Linked DNA regions of Homo sapiens: region 1 is linked to region 2. The links are chromatin loops, found by intact Hi-C in ENCODE. Cell type or tissue: A673. All regions are shown on one strand. Each heading gives the region's core, and the rest is flanking DNA. Links, peaks and the distances in the headings are about the cores only.

Evidence for each region. Peaks named below come from ENCODE experiments on the same cell type or tissue, not always from the same donor. Only the 100,000 strongest peaks of a DNase experiment are listed, where the experiment ranks them.
Region 1: it touches region 2 in a loop (9-fold over the local background); 2 of 110 quality-filtered maps call a loop at or near these places.

The regions. Positions count from the first base shown.
Region 1 is chr10:108,106,559-108,116,874 of GRCh38, forward strand. No RefSeq gene overlaps it. Among named protein-coding and RNA genes, the nearest start is that of LINC01435, 42 kb to the left of the region's middle. In A673, for the core only: a CTCF peak has its summit at 5,881 (motif pointing right); no DNase peak of the experiment used is centred there.
Region 2 is chr10:109,847,412-109,857,727 of GRCh38, forward strand. No RefSeq gene overlaps it. Among named protein-coding and RNA genes, the nearest start is that of XPNPEP1, 71 kb to the right of the region's middle. In A673, for the core only: CTCF peaks have their summits at 5,228 (motif pointing left) and 5,432; a DNase peak (open chromatin) is centred at 5,200.

The DNA of each region.
Region 1 (10,316 bases), core at 891-8,890, 1.7 Mb before region 2:
GAATTCATGGTCTTATCCCATTCTACATAATCATAAAGCAAACTGGTTTGACACAATAGAGGGGTGACCATTTAAAATGCATTGATGGCATCAGAGGGTGACAACACTTTGAGGCTCTAAGGTAGGTCTTCTAGGATTTGTTATGTTCTCCAAATCTGTGATCGATAAACAGTACTCTTTCTCCCATTTCCAGAGTTCCAGGATCCAAGGAGGAAGGGAGGCAGATAATGGGTATTACTCTATTGCTCCTGCCTGATCATCCACTAGAAAAAAATTTCCTGCCTACTACACAAATTTAGGTCCTGCTTGCTTAGAGGATTTTGGTACCAACGGACAGAAACTTCCAAAACAGTAAACAATAAAACGATTTTATTTAACTGGATGCAGATGCTGCCATTTAGCAACATTGGTCTTTTCATGCCAGTGAACCAGTAGGCAAAGAAGAGGGTTACTTTACTGTTTGGGGTAATTGATCCTGATTACCAAGGGAAAATTGGACTGTTTCTGAAAACATGGAGTTAGAAACTAATATGACTGGAATATGTAATGTCCTATGGCCTCCTACTTGATATTACTATTTTAAAATGTTAATAATAAACTTCAATAACGAAACATAGGCAAGACTTCTAATAGCACAGGTATTTCAGGAATAAAGGTTTGAGTCTTCTCATCGGATACGGAATTATGACAGTATATCTTAGTTTGTTTGTGTTATTAATGGAACATCTAAGGTATTAAAATGCCATTAACTAATAAAGCATACAAAGGACAGGGCTGCAACAGGCAAGCCCTAGGCTAAGTTTTGTTCATGGTTTGTTGAGTTTTATGCTGAATAATATTAATGACTTGATATGATATCAATTAATGTCTTAACATGACAATTATAAAGTGATTATAATTAAATTCCCAAAATAAACTATATAAGCAAATAGAATATTAAACAACTAAGTTGCATAATATATCAATAGAAACCTTGCATAAGGAATAATTAATCAAATTACACACCAAAAAATGTTAGACTTGTTAGAAAACCTTCACATTGTCCCTTTTCACAGTAAGAAGGATGAGACCTCAGCCACTAAGCAGTGACTCTGTCCTACTTCCTTACCCAGTGCAAGCGTGCCTTAAGGTTTTGGTAGTTGTATGATACTACTGAATTCTGAGCCTCTTATGAATGTAGATTTTTTTCTTAGTTATACCACTTATTAAGCAAGTACTATACTAAACACTTCAGATGCCTCGTGTCACTTAATACTCTTAAGAACTCACTAAGAGGTATTATGTTCCCATTTTAGAGATGGAAAATTGAGTTTCACCGAGGTAAGGTAATTTGTCTGTATTCTAACAGCAGAAGTGGTGGAGCCAGGATCTAAAACTCGGTCTCACTGATTTCAAAGCCTTCCTTTTTTTCCTACCACCTTCTATTTGCTTGATAGTCACCTTCTTCCCTTATTTATTAGAGCTTCTCTTACTAAGCTTCTAGATTCTATGAGACAGACATAGTAGACTATCTAGGGCTTTCAATTGAATGGTTGACTCTAGACAAGCATTGTTCAACAGATATATAATGAGAGATTCATATATAATTTAAAATTTTCTAGTGGCCACACTGAAAAAAGTAAAAAATAAGAGTTAATATGAATTTCCATATATTTTATTTAACTCAACAATCCAAACGTTATCATTTCAACATGTAATCAGTATAAACCTATTAATATAAGGCATATTACACTTACAGCATCCACAGAACTAGCTCCATTTCAAATGCTCTATAGCCACTTGTGGATATTATATTGGTTAGTGTAGCTCTAGACTAAACATTAAACAGGAAGTCTGATTATATTGCCCCTTATAAGTGAAGTCTTGGAGAAGGAGAGGGTAGGTGTGCGATGGAATAGGTTGTTCAAAAAGTCCGCCACTAAACATAAAAAATTAGCTGATTTTGCCTTTATCTTAATTGACTGATTTGTCATTTATGCCATTCACAGGCATAAACTGCACAAAGCTCTGAGAATAGATAGTGTTAAAGTGAAAATGCACTTGACAAAGTTAAATAGGCAAGAAAAACTATCTAAGACTATTGCAATAGGGAAAGAGATTGATTTCTGCTCTGCTGAAACAAAGGTTGGAGTTTTTAAGAGCTGCAGTTGGAGGATCATAGGCTATCAGGGTTTGCTAATTAGCCTTACCCTAAAGAAAAGTTAATTACTCTTATCTTTATAGCAAGAGGTAGTTATTCAACTTTGAGCAAGACACCTAAGAAAGTGAGACTCCTTCCTCCCATAGAGACTGGAAGGTGTACCATCATCTTTAGGGATCACATTGCAAACGCATAACTCCTAGGTCTTTAATAAAGATTTCCCCTGGGTCCTGTAACTGGCAAGAGTCTTTTAAGGCAATTCATATACAATTCAAAGGAGGTAGAGAAAGAATTTACAATGACAACTTTTCTAAATAAATACTCTAAGACAAGGGAAACAAAGGGGCTACAGTCAGGAGGATACCTGTTTAAAGTTTTGTTAAACCAGTGTGTCTTTTAAGGCTGTTTTGGTCAATAACTTTTCACACCCCCCTTTTACCCTCAATCCTGATGAACAAAAAACTTTCCTTCATCAAAGTCACATTTGCCAAAACTTCATAACTGTTTAAGTGCCCAAAAGGTATTCCTGAGGGCTTCATAGATTTAAGGTTTTTAAGTTTGTTTGTTTGTTTTAACAAGAAAATTTCTTTATCTTTCCATGTTGGTCATAAGGGAAGTCTGAAACAACAAAGAGCTTAGACAGTAAAAGAAACCCTGCAGTTTCTCTTTTCTCTCTCTGCCCTCAGATATCTATCAATAATCAAATTTGAGAGAAGAGAGATTGTGGGAGGTCCAGCCTAAATCAAAACCCACAAAAGCAATCAGAGAACACAGTAAGAAAAGCAAGAAGAGGAACGAGGCACTGAGGGGAGTGAGGAAAAGGAAAGATAATGAAGTGTAGTTTCCTTGTACCAAGGAGAACAGAAGAAAACTCCAGTAAACTTAAGTGCAGCATATCTGATAGCGTGCCCGGTGAAGGGTATGACTGTTGATCACTAATACACTGTATCATTGATGTTGAGGTGGAGTGCTATCAGGAAGAGAATTCAACTATCAAGAGAAAATTCCCTTCTTTATTGTTCCAGACGTTTGAGTCAACTGACATCAAAATATTCTTTTTCTATAACTTATGGGAATATATACTGTTCTGGGCAATTGAGAATACCCAATTGAAAATTGGAGAGAAAAGATGAACAGCAAGACGATTGTTGATCATGGTAATAGGCAGAAAATATGAAGCTGCAAAGGATTAGTTGGAAGTATTTTCATCAAATTGAAATATCCTCTGGATCTATATCCATAAAGACTACTATAGTGAGAGAGAAAGAGACAGTAACATGACTAAGTTCTTTTGAATTTCTTTATGTAAGAGATGTCATGAGAAGGTAACTGCATGGGGTTTAGAAATTAGATGTCATTTCAAGCGGTTTTCATTCTTCAATAACAAGGTTTTTTTTTGTTTTGTTTTGTTGTTGTTGTTGTTGTTTTTTGAGACGGAGTCTCGCTCTGTCGCCCATGCTGGAGTGCAGTGGCGGGATCTCAGCTCACTGCAAGCTCCGCCTCCCGGGTTCACGCCATTCTCCTGCCTCAGCCTGCCTCCTGAGCAGCCGGGACCACAGGCGCCCGCCACCATGCCCTGCCCGGCCAACTTTTTGTATTTTTTAGTAGAGACGGGGTTTCACTGTGTTAGCCAGGATGGTCTCGATCTCCTGACCTCGTTATCTGCCCGCTTCAGCCTCCCAGAGGGCTAGGATTACAGGAGTGAGCCACCGCGCCCGGCCAAGATTTTTTACTTGTATGAAAGGAAACACATTAGTTATTGCAGGGGACAGACACTGACCCTGCAGGTTGGCTAACTACTCCGATTTCCTACATGTGATAAAATCACTCAGCAGTTACACCAACCTTGGATAGCTGATATTTGGATTTCATTTGATGTGGAAAACAATCTCCTGAAGGTTTAAGTCTGTACAGTCAGAAATTTTGTTACTTGCAGCTAGAGACATTCCGCATTAATATAACTTCTAAGCCTACCGTACTTACAACTAAATGTCGGAGGCCATGGTGAATTTCCTTTGCTTAAATTTAAAATAAAAATTAAGAGAGTTACTGATCAATTAATGAGTTTTCCATGTGCTTCAGGTAAAAATGAGGGAAGTATTCTACCTTCCTGTTCTCTTAGTTTTCCTGATGATTAGCCTGTCCACTCTCTATCATTCACCCACTCTTGAGGAAATAGAAATCATATAATTCCATTGATGCAGGACAGACGAACCCCAAAATTGGTGCTTAGACCAGAAGGGTTCTTGGCTTTGCCCAGGACAGAATTCAAGGGTAAGCCGGCAGTGTTAGACAGCAACTTTTATTGAAGTGGCAGTGTACAATAGCAGCAGAGGCTACCCCATAGGCAATGTGCCCAGAGTAGCAACTCAGAGGCAGTTCTGCAGTCATATTTATACTCACTTTTAATTACATGCAAATTAAAAAGCAGATTATGCTGACATTTTTAGCAAAAGGCTAGTAATTTCTGGGTCAGTGGGTCATTGCCATAGAAAGGGGGATTAACTTGTAGGTTTTGCCATGGCCATGGTAAACCGACATGGCACACTGGTGGTGTGTCTTAATGCCAAGGTGCTCTCTCCTCTTCCTTATTTAAGCTAGTCCTAAATTTGGTCTAGTGTTCAAGCTCCATCTCCAGAATTCAGTCCTGCCTCCTACTTCATTCCCCTCTCAGAGATTAGAAGCTCCTTAATATAAAGGGGCTGTAGAAGGGTAGAGGTCCAACTTCTGTAACTCTTCCTGCTAATTTTATGGGCATAGACCATGCCTACCACTGAAGAGTAAATATTTCCGCCTACCTGATCTTAGGATCCCAGAGACAGAATGCTTTCATTCTTCAGGTCAGAAAGTTGGAGGGGTTGGAAGCCTTTTGCCAACATTGTCTTCACCTGGAACTGTTGTAATCTAGAAGACACAAACTTTATTAAGAGGTTAAACAAACAAGGGCCAAAGATAAGTAATAACGAGATAGTTATTAAAAGCCCTAGGAGAGGTAAAAACCACATGAGACTTGCGAAGGCACTTTTGATAGTCAACCAGATATAGTTGAGGTCAATGCCCTGGTTATATCTATGTAACAAGGTAGCTTGTGCACAGATATTTGAATGTTAACCTCAATCTGTCAGAGTTGTTAATATATGTGCATCAATTTTATTAATAACTCACAGACTCTACCTCGTGTGGCTAGTAAATAATACAATGACAGTCTGTTATCGAGATCTACATTTGCCAAAGAGTCTAGGGACTCTCGAATTCTCTTTACTGCCTGACCTGTGTTGATGGCTAAGGATTCTTGGGGTTAAATCAAATTTTCAGGATTGATTCATGGTAAACAAAGCTGCCCAATGGTGCTGCTAGTTCTAGTGCCACCTCAATTCCTGTCAGAATTATTCCTAGGGTTCATTTACTTCTGGTATTTTGGGGTCTTATGAGGTTATACACTGTGACCCTTGGAGGGGTAAGGGTGGCTAATGTATATTCACCTGTGTTCCAAGGTTTTGATATACAAGAGAAAGGTACTATAAAAGAACAAGTGGCTCCCTGGGAATTCGGGCAGGTATGGAGTGTGAATTTTTCCCACTGATGGCCACAAATGAAAGCAAGGCTAGTTGGGGCACAAATAGAAGCCCTAAGGGGTGTGATATCTATCCTTTGATGCTAAGCTGGGTCTTTGGAGATATTCTTTCCTGTTCCAACGGGGATGGCTGAATAACCTTTGTTTTCCAGAAGAGGGCAGTACTCCCACCTTCCCAGATTAGTCAGCTGTTTTTGTTTGTTTCTCTGTTTTTTTTCCTGTATGTTCTGATCTGGGTGAAGACACCATATATGGTTTCCTCACCCATAAAGGGGTCCTATTTATCTTGCTATGGTATTGGGAACTAGAGTTGGATCAAAGTATTGCAAGAAAACCTCCACTTTTGTGTCATTAACACAGCAGTGAGTTCAAAAGATAGAATGATTAGTGCACTGGAAATATAGATACCCAACTTTCCAGGTCCAGATAATAGTGGTGGTGGGGTTCTGACGGAATCCATTAAGTGGGGAAGAGTTTCATCTAGCAAGTAGGGGCCTGGGGAGATGTCCATGAGATTTTATGGATAAGCCAGAAGATGGAACTATCTATCCTGGGGATGTTGATAAACCTATCAACCATGAAGATGATTCCCTGATGCTATATTTTTTGAAACACTTAAAATAGAGTTTTGTTTTCATACATACTGGATCAGGATAATTGGGAAAGCAAACAGGATTAATAGTGATAGCATGGTGTCCAGATGGGCCGTAGAGTGACCTCTATACCCACGGACAAGAAAGATGTTTCCCAGGAGAAGGCAGATGCCGAAAGCAATAGAAAAGAAGTATTATAGCCAGGAAGGAAATAAAAATTAATGCTCCTGTTTCCATCCACAGCATCACACTATCACTTCTGACTGAGTGTTGATTCTTTTAAATATAAATCTTTCAAAGGTTCACAGTTGTAGATCATGGTATCCTCTCTTTGTACCTGTGACTCTTGAGACACAGATTTAATATTTGATAGGCGTACATAAGTAATTATTTCCTGACATTGTACAGTGGTGGGGGAATTTAACAATGCCTGATAGGGGTATTTCCATTTTGGTTATAATTGATCCTCAGCAGATTCTTCTTGTTAGTAAGACTAAGTCTCCTGGTTGAACATGGGAGCTGTTCTTTTCCTTTGTGGGGAAGGGCAATATTTTATTTTCATCTTGAAGGACCTTTTGAAGCTGGCCTAATTGACAAAGAAAAAGGGGAAGGTATAGTGAGGTACGTCTAACCCCTCTGTTTCTCACTGTGGCCTGAATTAGGTTTTTGGGTTTCTTTGGGATTCTCTTTGGCCAAGAGGGAGGTGTCCATTAAGTCTGTTGGGGAGCTATAGATTTTAATTTTTTTGTTCAGATTCTCCCTTTTTTTTTTCAAGGTGTGCCAGAGCGAGTATTGATGGTCAAGGTTTTATTTTCTCTCATACTGATGCTGGGGTGGTGTGCTACCTGCTCTAAATCCGTCATGTTCCTCAGAGGGACCCCCATGGCCAAGAGACTTGGAGCCAAAAGACTGACTTTATAGCCAATTAAACAGTCTAGAGCAGGTGGGAATGGAGGTGGGCAGGCACTTATTAGCCCTTAAAACCATTTTAAGCAATGAAAGAGTCCAAAATTAAAGCCAATATTAAAGTTACACCTGAAGAAAAACCAAGAGCATAGAATTAAGCTATATTGAACTAGGGAGGAGCCAAGACGGCCGAATAGGAACAGCTCCGGTCTACAGCTCCCAGCGTGAGCAACGCAGAAGACGGGTGATTTCTGCATTTCCATCTGAGGTACCCGGTTCATCTCACTAGGGAGTGCCAGACAGTGGGCGCAGGCCAGTGGGTGCGCGCACCGTGCGCGAGCTGAAGCAGGGCGAGGCATTGCCTCACCTGGGAAGTGCAAGGGGTCAGGGAGTTCCCTTTCCGAGTCAAAGAAAGGGGTGACGGACGCACCTGGAAAATCGGGTCACTCCCACCCAAATATTGCGCTTTTCAGACCGGCTTAAAAAACGGCGCACCACGAGACTATATCCCACACCTGGCTTGGAGGGTCCTACGCCCACGGAATCTTGCTGATTGCTAGCGCAGCAGTCTGAGATCAAACTGCAAGGTGGCAGCGAGGCTGGGGGAGGGGTGCCCGCCATTGCCCAGGCTTGCTTAGGTAAACAAAGCAGCCGGAAAGCTCGAACTGGGTGGAGCCCACCACAGCTCAAGGAGGCCTGCCTGCCTCTGTAGGCTCCACCTCTGGGGGCAGGGCACAGACAAACAAAAAGACAGCAGTAACCTCTGCAGACTTAAATGTCCCTGTCTGACAGCTTTGAAGAGAGCAGTGGTTCTCCCAGCACGCAGCTGGAGATCTGAGAACAGGCAGACTGCCTCCTCAAGTGGGTCCCTGACCCCTGACCCCCGAGCAGCCTAACTGGGAGGCACCCCCCAGCAGGGGCACACTGACACCTCACACGACAGGGTATTCCAACAGACCTGCAGCTGAGGGTCCTGTCTGTTAGAAGGAAAACTAACAAACAGAAAGGACATCCACACCGAAAACCCATCTGTACATCACCATCATCAAAGACCAAAAGTAGATAAAACCACAAAGATGGGGAAAAAACAGAACAGAAAAACTGGAAACTCTAAAACGCAGAGCGCCTCTCCTCCTCCAAAGGAACGCAGTTCCTCACCAGCAATGGAACAAAGCTGGATGGAGAATGATTTTGACGAGCTGAGAGAAGAAGGCTTCAGACGATCAAATTACTCTGAGCTACGGGAGGACATTCAAACCAAAGGCAAAGAAGTTGAAAACTTTGAAAAAAATTTAGAAGAATGTATAACTAGAATAACCAATACAGAGAAGTGCTTAAAGGAGCTGATGGAGCTGAAAACCAAGGCTCGAGAACTACGTGAAGAATGCAGAAGCCTCAGGAGCCGATGCGATCAACTGGAAGAAAGGGTATCAGCAATGGAAGATGAAATGAATGAAATGAAGTGAGAAGGGAAGTTTAGAGAAAAAAGAATAAAAAGAAATGAGCAAAGCCTCCAAGAAATATGGGACTATGTGAAAAGACCAAATCTACATCTGATTGGTGTACCTGAAAGTGATGCGGAGAATGGAACCAAGTTGGAAAACACTCTGCAGGATATTATCCATGAGAACTTCCCCAATCTGACAAGGCAGGCCAACGTTCAGATTCAGGAAATACAGAGAACGCCACAAAGATACTCCTCGAGAAGAGCAACTCAAAGACACATAATTGTCAGATTCACCAAAGTTGAAATGAAGGAAAAAATGTTAAGGGCAGCCAGAGAGAAAGGTTGGGTTACCCTCAAAGGGAAGCCCATCAGACTAACAGCGGATCTCTCGGCAGAAACCCTACAAGCCAGAAGAGAGTGGGGGCCAATATTCAACATTCTTAAAGAAAAGAATTTTCAACCCAGAATTTCATATCCAGCCAAACTAAGCTTCATAAGTGAAGGAGAAATAAAATACTTTACAGACAAGCAAATGCTGAGAGATTTTGTCACCACCAGGCCTGCCCTAAAAGAGCTCCTGAAGGAAGCGCTAAACATGGAAAGGAACAACTGGTACCAGCCACTGCAAAATCATGCCAAAATGTAAAGACCATCGAGACTAGGAAGAAACTGCATCAACTAACGAGCAAAATCACCAGCTAACATCATAATGACAGGATCAAATTCACACATAACAATATTAACTTTAAATGTAAATGGACTAAATTCTCCAATTAAAAGACACAGACTGGCAAGTTGGATAAAGAGTCAAGACCCATCAGTGTGCTGTATTCAGGAAACCCATCTCACGTGCAGAGACACACATAGTCCCAAAATAAAAGGATGGAGGAAGATCTACCAAGCAACTGGAAAACAAAAAAAGGCAGGGGTTGCAATCCTAGTCTCTGATAAAACAGACTTTAAACCAACAAAGATCAAAAGAGACAAAGAAGGCCATTACATAATGGTAAAGGGATCAATTCAACAAGAAGAGCTAACTATCCTAAATATATATGCACCCAATACAGGAGCACCCAGATTCATAAAGCAAGTCCTGAGTGACCTACAAAGAGACTTAGACTCCCACACATTAATAATGGGAGACTTATAATAACATATAACTTATAATACATAATAATAATAACACCCCACTGTCAACATTAGACAGATCAACGAGACAGAAAGTCAACAAGGATACCCAGGAATTGAACTCAGCTCTGCACCAAGCAGACCTAATAGACATCTACAGAACTCTCCACCCCAAATCAACAGAATATACATTTTTTCCAGCACCACACCACACCTATTCCAAAATTGACCACATAGTTGGAAGTAAAGCACTCCTCAGCAAATGTAAAAGAACAGAAATTATAACGTACTATCTCTCAGACCACAGTGCAATCAAACTAGAACTCAGGATTAAGAATCTCACTCAAAGCCGCTCAACTACATGGAAACTGAACAACCTGCTCCTGAATGACTACTGGGTACATAACGAAATGAAGGCAGAAATAAAGATGTTCTTTGAAACCAACGAGAACAAAGACACAACATACCAGAATCTCTGGGACGCATTCAAAGCAGTGTGTAGAGGGAAATTTATAGCACTAAATGCCC
Region 2 (10,316 bases), core at 913-8,912:
GCTGTTGCAAACAACACCAGTTGTGATGAGGGTTCGGTCTATCTGCAACAGCATCCATTTAACGTGAGCACCCCACAGGAAACCTTAACAAAAATGACCCTGGCTTATTCCCTGTTCTCAAGAAGCCATACAGGAGACAGAATAAACATGAAATTTTTAAAAAGGGAACCCTGGCATGCCCAGTTCTTAAGGAATAATTGTCTGGTGTGATTATACAGAGTCTGTGATGGAATCTTCCATCAAAATCTATTCAAGGAGATGTGCCTTCAAGGAAAAAGATCTCTGTTCCTCAGGAGTGCACAATTATATATGCAGCTGGATCTTCTTTGGAGCAATCCATTATAGGACAACTCCACATAAAACAAAATTATTCTCAGGCTATGTTTGCATCATTAGTTTGCAAAAGGATGTACCAAGAGTTTCTTTTAATAGATGGTGTCCTGCTCCATTCAACATAGGATTCCTTGTGAATACAACTTTTTAGAAGGCTTATATATTGCATAAAGCAAGATACATACCAGCATCTCTCCATAGTTGGTTGTTTTGCCATTGTTTCCATAGGGGGCAGTTCTGGGTTTTGTTTTGCTGTTGTTTTGGGGTTTTTTTGTTTTTTGTGTTTTTTGGCTGTTCAGCATTCAACAACACCCCCCACACCCACCCCACCGCCCATTTCTGCTAGCACCTCCATCTCCTGTTGGGGAAAATTCCCCAGTTTTAAGATCTCGGCAGAAGGTAAGTCCCAGCCCCTGCCACCTTGCACCACCTGCTCTACTAGCGGAAGTCAAGGAGGCCACACTGTTTCTCCACCACACTATGCCAGGCTTGACCAGTCAGATGTTCATTCCTGGGACTTTGAGATTTGGCCAAGTGATGTCAAGTCAGAGGGAATATTTGAAGGGACACATTCACCACGGTGACTGAAGCCTTTTGACACCAACTGTTCCTGATATCCCAACACCAATCCCACCAATAACTTTTCCTAAATCCCTCCCCCTTCCACCTTTTCTCCCTAAATATGGACAGAGTTGGTTTCTGATTCTTGCAAATGAGAATACATCTGGGAAACTGAAAAACACTGTTTCTAGCCCACATATAAAAGGGCCACAGGCCTTCCCAACAGACTCTACACCTAATACATTGCAGGTCCTTCAATAGTAGAGACCACATTTTCTGTTATCTCTTCCCATTCCACCGATGAAACAGACCAACAAAAGAGCTGGGGGACACTAACCAATATGGACTCCAAAGTCCATATTGAAACTTAGCATGAAGTTAACCGAGAAGAGGCCAAATAGAAGCATCTTAAAGTCTTCTAGAGTAGATTGGGTTGTAAATAATACAACAAGTTCATATACTAAAGTACAAGAATATAAATAACTACACTTCATGTCTGCCTCATGAGCAGACATTATGTCTTAGGTATTTAATTTTAAAGTCACGCTGAACATTATGTTTTAATTAACGAACCTTGCTTCACAAGGCAATGAGGAGCATTTCTGCCAATTAGCGTCAGATCTATCTTTCATACATATGTCCTCTAATTCCTCACTTGCACTCCGGAATGGCCCAGGGGAAATTAATGACCTCTCTTTCACTTTATGTATATGGGTTTTTCCACCCACTAGTGGCTCACTTTTTGTCACCTCCCTGCCAAAGGACATCTGGAATATCTACAGCTGCATCTGTGGATGCCATTCCTTGATGTATAATCATGGCAAATCCAATTTCCCTCATAACAAAACCATCAAGAGTGCCCCCGCAACCCCAGGTCCCCAAGCCTTTCCCCTACAACCAGGTTATGCAAGGATGTGTCCAAGTCTGCAAATGGTAGCTGCCTCCATGAGATCAGAACAGGGCGGGGGGCAACACTGCCTCTTAGATGCCAGCGCAGGCTCCAGCATCAGCCTGCCAGGTGAAATTCCTGGTTTTACTAGCTGTAAATTCCAGCATTTACTAGCTGTGCAACCTTAACAAGTCCTTTCACTCCTCTTAGGTTTAGCTTCTTTACATGGAAAATTGGACTATTAATAGTAGCCACCTTACAGGGGTGTTGGGAGGACTAAATGAAACAGCATGTGTTGCACTTAGAAAATAACCCAGCACTTAGGAAATGCTTAATAAGCGTTTGCTATTGCTCTGCCTTCAACTTTGTGAAGTTCAACTTTGTGCCTTCAACTTTGTACACTTTGTGGAGACCTTTCTATCCATCTTTACAACAATCCCATAGACCCAAAGGTTCCTAATGTTTGGGGGACTTTTTGGCTTTGCTTTGTTTGGTTTTGTTTTTTTTGCAGGCCACCCACTTGCCTTGCCAAATGCTCCATGAACCAGGTGCCCAGGATGGTAATGGGCTGCTCTAATTCATTCACATTCTCCCTCACCTGGCTGCCACCTAATCCGGTGCTACAGAGATGTAAGCAACATGTCCTATGACTCCCCTAGGAAAAGAAGGGTAGGGAATAGACAGGCAAGATCAGGGATCTGATCCCTGGGGCAGGCAGCAACACAACACACAGTGACAGGGAAGTGGTGTTAGAGAGGGGGTGAGAGGCAGTGGGTGGTCTAGGCTAGTGGCACCTCCTCTGAGGAGTCCAGCAAAAAGGGGCATGTTCCACCAGATATAAAGGAACATGCGACTCTGTAGTCGGGGGATGAGTAGAGCATAGACTTTCAAGAAATATTTGGCATCAATCAAGCTTAAGCTTCCAGGTCCTAGGAATGTAAAGATGGGGGAAGTGGGAGAGTTGGAATTAGCATTAACTGATGTCCATTTTGCTCGGATTCGAAGAAGGCCACAGTATGAGCCACTCCCATCCCTTTTTTGTTGTTGTTGTTTGCTTGTTTTTGAAATGGAGTTTCGCTCTTGTTGCCCAGGCTGAAGTGCAATGGCGCGATGTCGGCTCACTGCAACCTCCGCCTCCTGGATTCAAGCGATTCTCCTGCCTCAGCCTCCCGAGTGGCTGGGATTACAGGCATGCGCCACCACACCTGGCTAATTTTTTGTATTTTTAAGAAAGGAAGAAAGTGTGTTTCGGAGAAGCCAGGAAACAAAGTCAAGGCACATGGTGGGAAACTGGTAGGTAAGCTCCACCCCACCAAGCTAGTACCTCTGCCCTCTCAGAGTCCAGAAGCTACCAGAGGGCTGAGCAAGAAACCAAAGCTGAATTTCAGGCAAGGAAGGTAATTCAGAAGCCCAGGCCCTTTCTTAGAAGCGGGCACAAGGGGGCTGGGTGCGGTGGCTCAAGCTTGTAATCCCAGCGCTTTGGGAGGCCGAAGCAGACGGATCACTTGAGATTGGGCATTTGAGACCAGCCAGGCCAATATGGTGAAACCCCGTTTGACTCTTCTAAAAAACAAAAATTAGTTAGGTATAATGGCACACATCTGTAATCCCAGCTACTCAGGAGGGTGAGACAGGGGAATCACTTGAACCCGGGAGGCGGAGGTTGCGGAGGTTGCGGTGAGCCAAGATCACACCACTGCACTCCAGCATGGGCAACAGAGCAATACTCTATCTCAAAAAAAAAAAAAAAAAAAAAAAAAAATGGGCACAAGGGGGAAACAGGCCTGCAAAAAGAAGACTCCGAATCTGCTCAGCATTCAGCTTCACAGAGACGGCCCTGGTCCTAGAGTCTGGGCAGGGTTGGTTCTGAAGATGGGGATGAAAGGAGATCATTTTGGGGCTGGAGAGATGGGGATGCAGGAAGTAAAGCCAGGACATCATGTCAACAGGGCCAAGGTGAAAGGTATTGGCTGTGATCATGGAACAAATGAAATCTACTAGATCACCTGAGGTCTTGACAAAGATTCTTTGCTTGGCCAAACTTTAGTCCACTTTTGGAAACTTCTCCTAGGCCCAGCTATGTACTCTCTTGTAAAGTCCACTTTTAGCAAAGAATCCTAAGTCAGTTTAGCAAGAACTCCCACTCCCACCCTTGATATCAGACCATCCTCAAAATCTGATCAGGTTTCTCATCCTCCACCATCCCCCAAATGATAACTGATCCCCCTGGCCTTTCTTCAGAAAGATTCCTTTTAGGTCAGTTTAGCCAGAACCTCCTAGCCCCTGATGTTTCTTCTAAGTAATTTTCCATCCACTGACCCCACCCTGCTCCTTGGCTATAAATTGCTGCTCGCCCATGCTATGATGTATTCAAAGTTGAGCCAAATCTCTCTCCCCAGCTGCAAGACACCATTGCAGGGGTCCCTCTAGCTATCACAATGGTCCTGAATAAACTCTGCCTTACAGTGCTTTGACAAGTATCATTGAAAAAATGTTTCTTTAACAGTTTCAGCAAAGGATTTTGATCTTATCGGTGCTGAGCTCCAAACCACTGAACTAACCAGACTACCTGAGGCTACAGACTACAAAGCACAACACATGAAGAGAGAAGAAAGGATTCTGGGGTCAGAGTGAACATAAACGCCTAGTGGTATCACAGCACAAAGCCTTTGTTTAAATAGGAAATGGCACGATAGAAGGCAGCCCTTAGCCCTCCTCTTGCTATTGCAGAGAATAGAATCCTCATTAGGTTTCCTGTTTAGGACAAAGTCAGAGGAAAGTCACAGAGGGATCCATCGGAAGAGTCCCAGAGGGAAAGGGAAAGGGAAAGGAGGTGAGATCGTTGACACTGAAGACAAAAAGGCTGGGGCGACTTGCTGGCATGGTGAGCCGCCTTACACAGAGGCCAGAGGTAGGCTGTTCTGATGAAATGGATTCGCACATAACTGGGGAAGTCTGAGCCAGATACAGGCTGTGCCAATGGGACAGAGTACTGGGACCCAGCCAGGGGACACCCTAGAGAGGTTCTGTAGATGCCTTACACCTGTTCCATTGCATCATAACCATAACCTCCTCTGTACTGTAGTCACATTTGGGCATGTCAAGTCTCCGTCAAAGCACAGGCTCTGTGAGGGGCACCGTAGGATGTATCTTTCTGTTCCCATCACACCCAGCTGAGGGTCCCATCAGAGCTGGCACTCAGCCCATCTTTATTAAATGAACTCTCCCTACATTCCTGCCTACAGTCATGAGCTGGGTACAATGGCCTCTGAGAGGACACTGAGTGGCAGCCACATGAGCGCCTCCAGGTCAGTAGGAAACCTCGAGAGGGTCCTCCCCGTGTCATCCTTCTCTATAATAATCCATCCGCTTCCTCAGCTGGCTGGCCGTCTCCACTCTCTCCACAGATCCACACTGCCATCTGCTGGCAGAAGGCACAGGAGCATCTCAACGCCGCTGTGCCCGCCTTGCAGGGCGTGCAGCAATTCCCAATGCCTGATGCCCAGAGTAATGCCCTCCTAACCCTTGGCATGTGACAGTGTCAGCCGTAGAAACTTCAGGCTCTGTTCCTTGTGACTTCCCAAGCATCTCCCTGTACTCATCCTCCCTTTCTTCACAAATTGTTCTCTAGTTCAGAAACGTGTCTTCCTCCACCATCCCACCTGGGCATACTGCAGACTCCTTTGACCCTGGGTTAGAGAAAAGAGAGCACAGAAGAGAGCCAGACACCTTCCACTTCGCAGCTCAGCCCTTCTCTAAGGCACTTCACTACAGATCATGATGCCCGAGCAGGCTTGGTTAGATTTTCTATAGTGAGATCTGTGATTTGTTTGTTTCACATTTCAACAACTCAGAAATGAGGATGCATCTTAGAGTCATGAGGTCTCGTGTGAAAACTTTGACACCTTCTGGAGAGATCAAGAAGCACGAGCATTAACGTGTCTCACTTTAAATAGGTGAAGTGCATGATGTGTGAATTATATCTCAATAAGGCTACACTTAGTTTTGTTTAAAGCTGTCTCAGGTTGGGTTGGGGAACATGGATGTATACACAAAGCTAACATTCAAGGATACACTCTACAGGAGCTTTCTCTTTCCATCCTCATAGCCTAATGAGGAGACATCGCCGCTAACCTCACATTACAGAGCAGGAAATGGGGGCTCAGAGAGGCTGTGCTCTTGCCCAGGGACTCACAGCTGGTACACAGTGCCATCTGCTTTAGAACCCATGTTCTAAACCACTATATACTCTTCTTTCACATGTTACTTCTATAAAGGAAAAATAAAAGAAAAATTTCTGTTGTAAGACAACAAACTTTCTTTTTTGATTTAAAAAAAAAAAAGTTATGGTAGGAAGTATCCAAGATGTCCTCCAATAGGTGAATGTATAAACAAACCTTGTGTATCTGTAACAAGAACATTATTCCATGATAAAAAGAAATAAGCTAACAAGCCATGAAAGGACATGGATGAACCTGAAATACATATTGCTAAGTGACAGAAGCCAGCATGAAAAATTCTACATGCTGTTTGATTCCTATTATATGGTATCTGGAAAAAGCAAAACTATAGAGACAGTAAAAAAAAAAAAAAAAAAAAAAAATCACTGGTTGCCAGGACCTTACGGGGAAATAGGAGGTTGAAATCAGGGAAGCCCAGGGGATATTTTTTTCAGGTGGTGAAACTATTCTGTATGATTGTGTAATTGTGGATACATGACACTATGCATTTATCAAAACATACTGAACCTTACAGCACACAGAGTGAACCATAATGTATGCAAATTGAAAAAAAAAAACCATTTAGGAGGTCAAAGGAATCCCAGGATGGAATGCAGTATGTGATAAAATGATCTAACTATATTAAAATGTATGAAACTGTAATACCTTACTGAAAGAAGGGGAGGGGGTGAGAAGGAAGGTGCTGACCTAAGCAACTTTGGAAATAAATGAGTGGAGTCTGTAAAACCGAAGCAAAAATAATTGCATATAAACACTATACTCGGCCGGGTGTGGTGGCTCATGCCTGTAATCCCAGCATTTTGGGAGGCCGAGGCAGGCGGATCACGAGGTCAGCAGAACGAGACCATCCTGGCTAACAGGGTGAAACCCCATCTCTACTAAAAAATACAAAAAATTAGCCAGGCGTGGTGGCTGGCACCTGTAGTACCAGCTACTCGGGAGGCTGAGGCAGGAGAACGGCGTGAACCCGGGAGGCGGAGCTTGCAGTGAGCGGAGATGGCGCCACTGCACTCCAGCCTGGGCGACAGAGCAAGATTCCGTCTAAAAAAAAAAAAAAACCACCGTACTCAAGTTGATAAAGCTGTTCCCCACAGTATACAGGTTAGCAATCTTAACACTGCTACACATGTACACTAGAATTAAGCAATTAAGTGAAATATAAGTGAAATGGATGGCGGATGGTGGGAGCCAAGTTCTCACTGATGAAGTAGGAAGTCACAGAGAAGCAAGGGGAGATGATCATGAATTAGAGTTGGAGACATCAGTGTGAACTCATGTTTAGTTTAATATAGAAACAGATGGTTACATATAGAAACACTGAAAGATAGTTGTGTGTGTATATATATATATACATATACATATGCATACCTCTTTGTCCTTGCTCTCAGCTGAGACGGCCTAGCAGCAAGGACAAGCCAGTAAGAGAACCTATCTAGTGCTCAGATCTTGGTTTTATTTATTTATTTATTTATTTATGAGATGGAGTTTCACTCTTGTCATCCAGGCTGAAGTGCAGTGGCATGATCTTGGTTCACTGCAACCTCCACTTCCTGGGTTCAAGTGATTCTCCAGCCTCAGCCTCCCGAGTAGCTGGGATTACAGGTGCCCACCACCAGGCCCAGCTAATTTTTGTATTTTTAGTAGAGACAAGGTGTAATTTTTGTATTTTTAGTACAGACAGGGTTTTGCCATGTTGGCCAGGCTGGTCTCGAACTCCTGACCCCAGGTGATCTGCCCGCCTCGGCCTCCTAAACTGCTGGGATTACAGTTGTGAGCCACCATGCCCAGCCTGGATCTTGGTTTTAAATACCTTTCTCCGGTAAAAGGCACTAGAGCTTCTTAAAGAAATGATTGATTCTAGAATTGGAGCAGGAAATACACAAGATGAGCCTGGAGCAATTTGTAGTGCCAGAAAGTAAAGAAGTGCTTACAACACACACACACACACACACACACACACACACACACACGATGGGATATATCAAAGGAACACAGGAGACAGCTGAAAGAGCCCTCAGTGGCCAAAGCTGGAACAATTTAAAGAAAGCAGTATTGATTATAATCCAAAGTATAAAATAAATATCTGCAAGCCTATACAAATATGAAAAAATAAAAGAATGTGGAAAAAGAGACAAATCTGTGCAGAAGCATTCTAAATAATTTACATATATTCTGTGCCCTCAAGAAAGTTGAACATAACTTCCACTCCTTAAGTATGGGCTACACGTAGTGACTTTCCAAGAATACAGGATAAGCAGGGGGTTGAAAGAGTCACTTTCCTATGGAGAAATATGACAAACACTGCCTCAGCCAGATGATCAAGGTTAACCTCATCAGTCAAAAGCCATGTTGATAGTATGTACCCTTGACATGATGTGACAAAAATGGCACTTTACCTCCATCGACTTCCGCCTATAAAACTAAAACCACAGTCTAATCATGAGAAAAATATTTAAAATCCCAATATAAGGATATTCCACAAAATATTTGACCAGTATTCCTCAAAACTGTCCAGGTCATCAAAAATGAAGAAAATCTAAGAAACTGTCACAGCCTAAGAAGACAGGACAACTAAATATAATGAGGGACTCCGGATGGGATTCTGGAAGAGAAAAAGGACATTAGCTAAAAACTAGGGAAATCTGAATAAAGTGCAGCCTTTAGTTACTAATACTGCGATAACATTGGTTCGTTAATTGTGACAGATGTACTATACTAAGATCTGAATAATAGTGAAAACTAGGTGTGGAGCATAAAGAAACTCTCTGTACTTTCTTCGCAGTAAATCTAAAACTGTTCTAAATAATAAAGTTTGTTTTTAAAAATAATGATATAGGAAATTTGGGAGGTATTTGGGAAGGAAGAAATAAGGGACAATAAATAGAGAATTCAAAACAGAATTGCACATCTCCTTCTTGTTTAAAAATATAGGTGCCCTGTCACGATAAACAACTAACATTTACTGAGAGCTGATTACATGCCTGACAGCATGCTAAGTGATTTGTGCATATTATTTCTTTTAATCCTCACAAATATGCTGTCAGAATATACCATCACCCTCATTTTGTAAAGGATGAAACTGGAGGTCAGAGAAGATACATAATTTACCCAACCAAGGTCACCAGCTAGGAAGTAATGGGACTGAATTCAATTCTGCTCCCATCATCCATTCTGTTGTAAACTTGTTTGGAATGTCTTCATCAATTCTTAAATGTATCCATCAATAAATATTTATTGAGTAGCTCTTATGTGCCTGGTCCTGAGCAATAGCTGGGGCTGGGCCCCAAGGAACTACAAGTCTAGTTGGAGAGACATGGGAAAGGTTAAATTTCATAAAGAGAAAGTCAATTACAGTTTGTGAAGAAAATGAATGCCAGCAAAACTTAGAGCAAGGACTTGTAGCTGGAATAATTGGGAAACACTTCATGAAGAAGCTATGTGGGAATTGCACTAGATTCTAAAGATGGGAAGGAATTCAAAGTTGAAGGACAGGAGGAAGCCCTCCAGGAAGAAAGGCTGGAGCCAATGACTGTACCTATCTGCCTGCAGAATAGGTGTTAAGGAAGTAGCGCAATCCACCTGGTGCAAACAGCCCTGGCCTGAGAGCCAGGAGACCAGAAATTGATGTGAAGTTGGTCTTAGCCTTCAATCTGGACCTCATATGGTTCACTCTTTTTTTGTTATTGTTGTTGTTGTTGTTTGTCGAGATGGAGTCTTGCTCTATCACCCAGGCTGGAGTACAGTGGCGAGATCTGGGCTCACTGCAACCTCCACCTCCCAGGTTCAAGCAATTCTCCTGCCTCAGCCTCCCGAGTAGCTGGGATTACAGGCTTGTGCCACCATGCCCAGCTGATTTTTGTAATTTTTTTTAGTAGAGACTGGGTTTCGCCATGTTGGCCAGTCTAGTTTCAAACTCCTGACCTTGTGATCTGCCTACCTCAGCCTCCCAAAGTGCTGGGATTACAATCATGAGCCACCATACCCGGCCCTTCCAACACTCTTTAAAAAAAAAAAGAAGAAAAAAAGGATGTTTAGAATCCACCCTAACAATTAGAATACAGAGCATTCTGGACTGAGAAAGAGATAAGAACATTAGCTAGGTGCACACCTGTAATCCCAGCTACTTGGGAGGCTGAAGAGGAAGGATTGCGTGAGCCCAGGAGTTTGAGGTTACAGTGAGCTATGATTGTGCCACTGCACTCCAACCTGGACAACAGAGTGAGACCCTCTCTGTAAATAAGTAAGAAAGAGATCCCCAACCAAATGACCTAGCTTGTCTTTTGCAGCTTCTA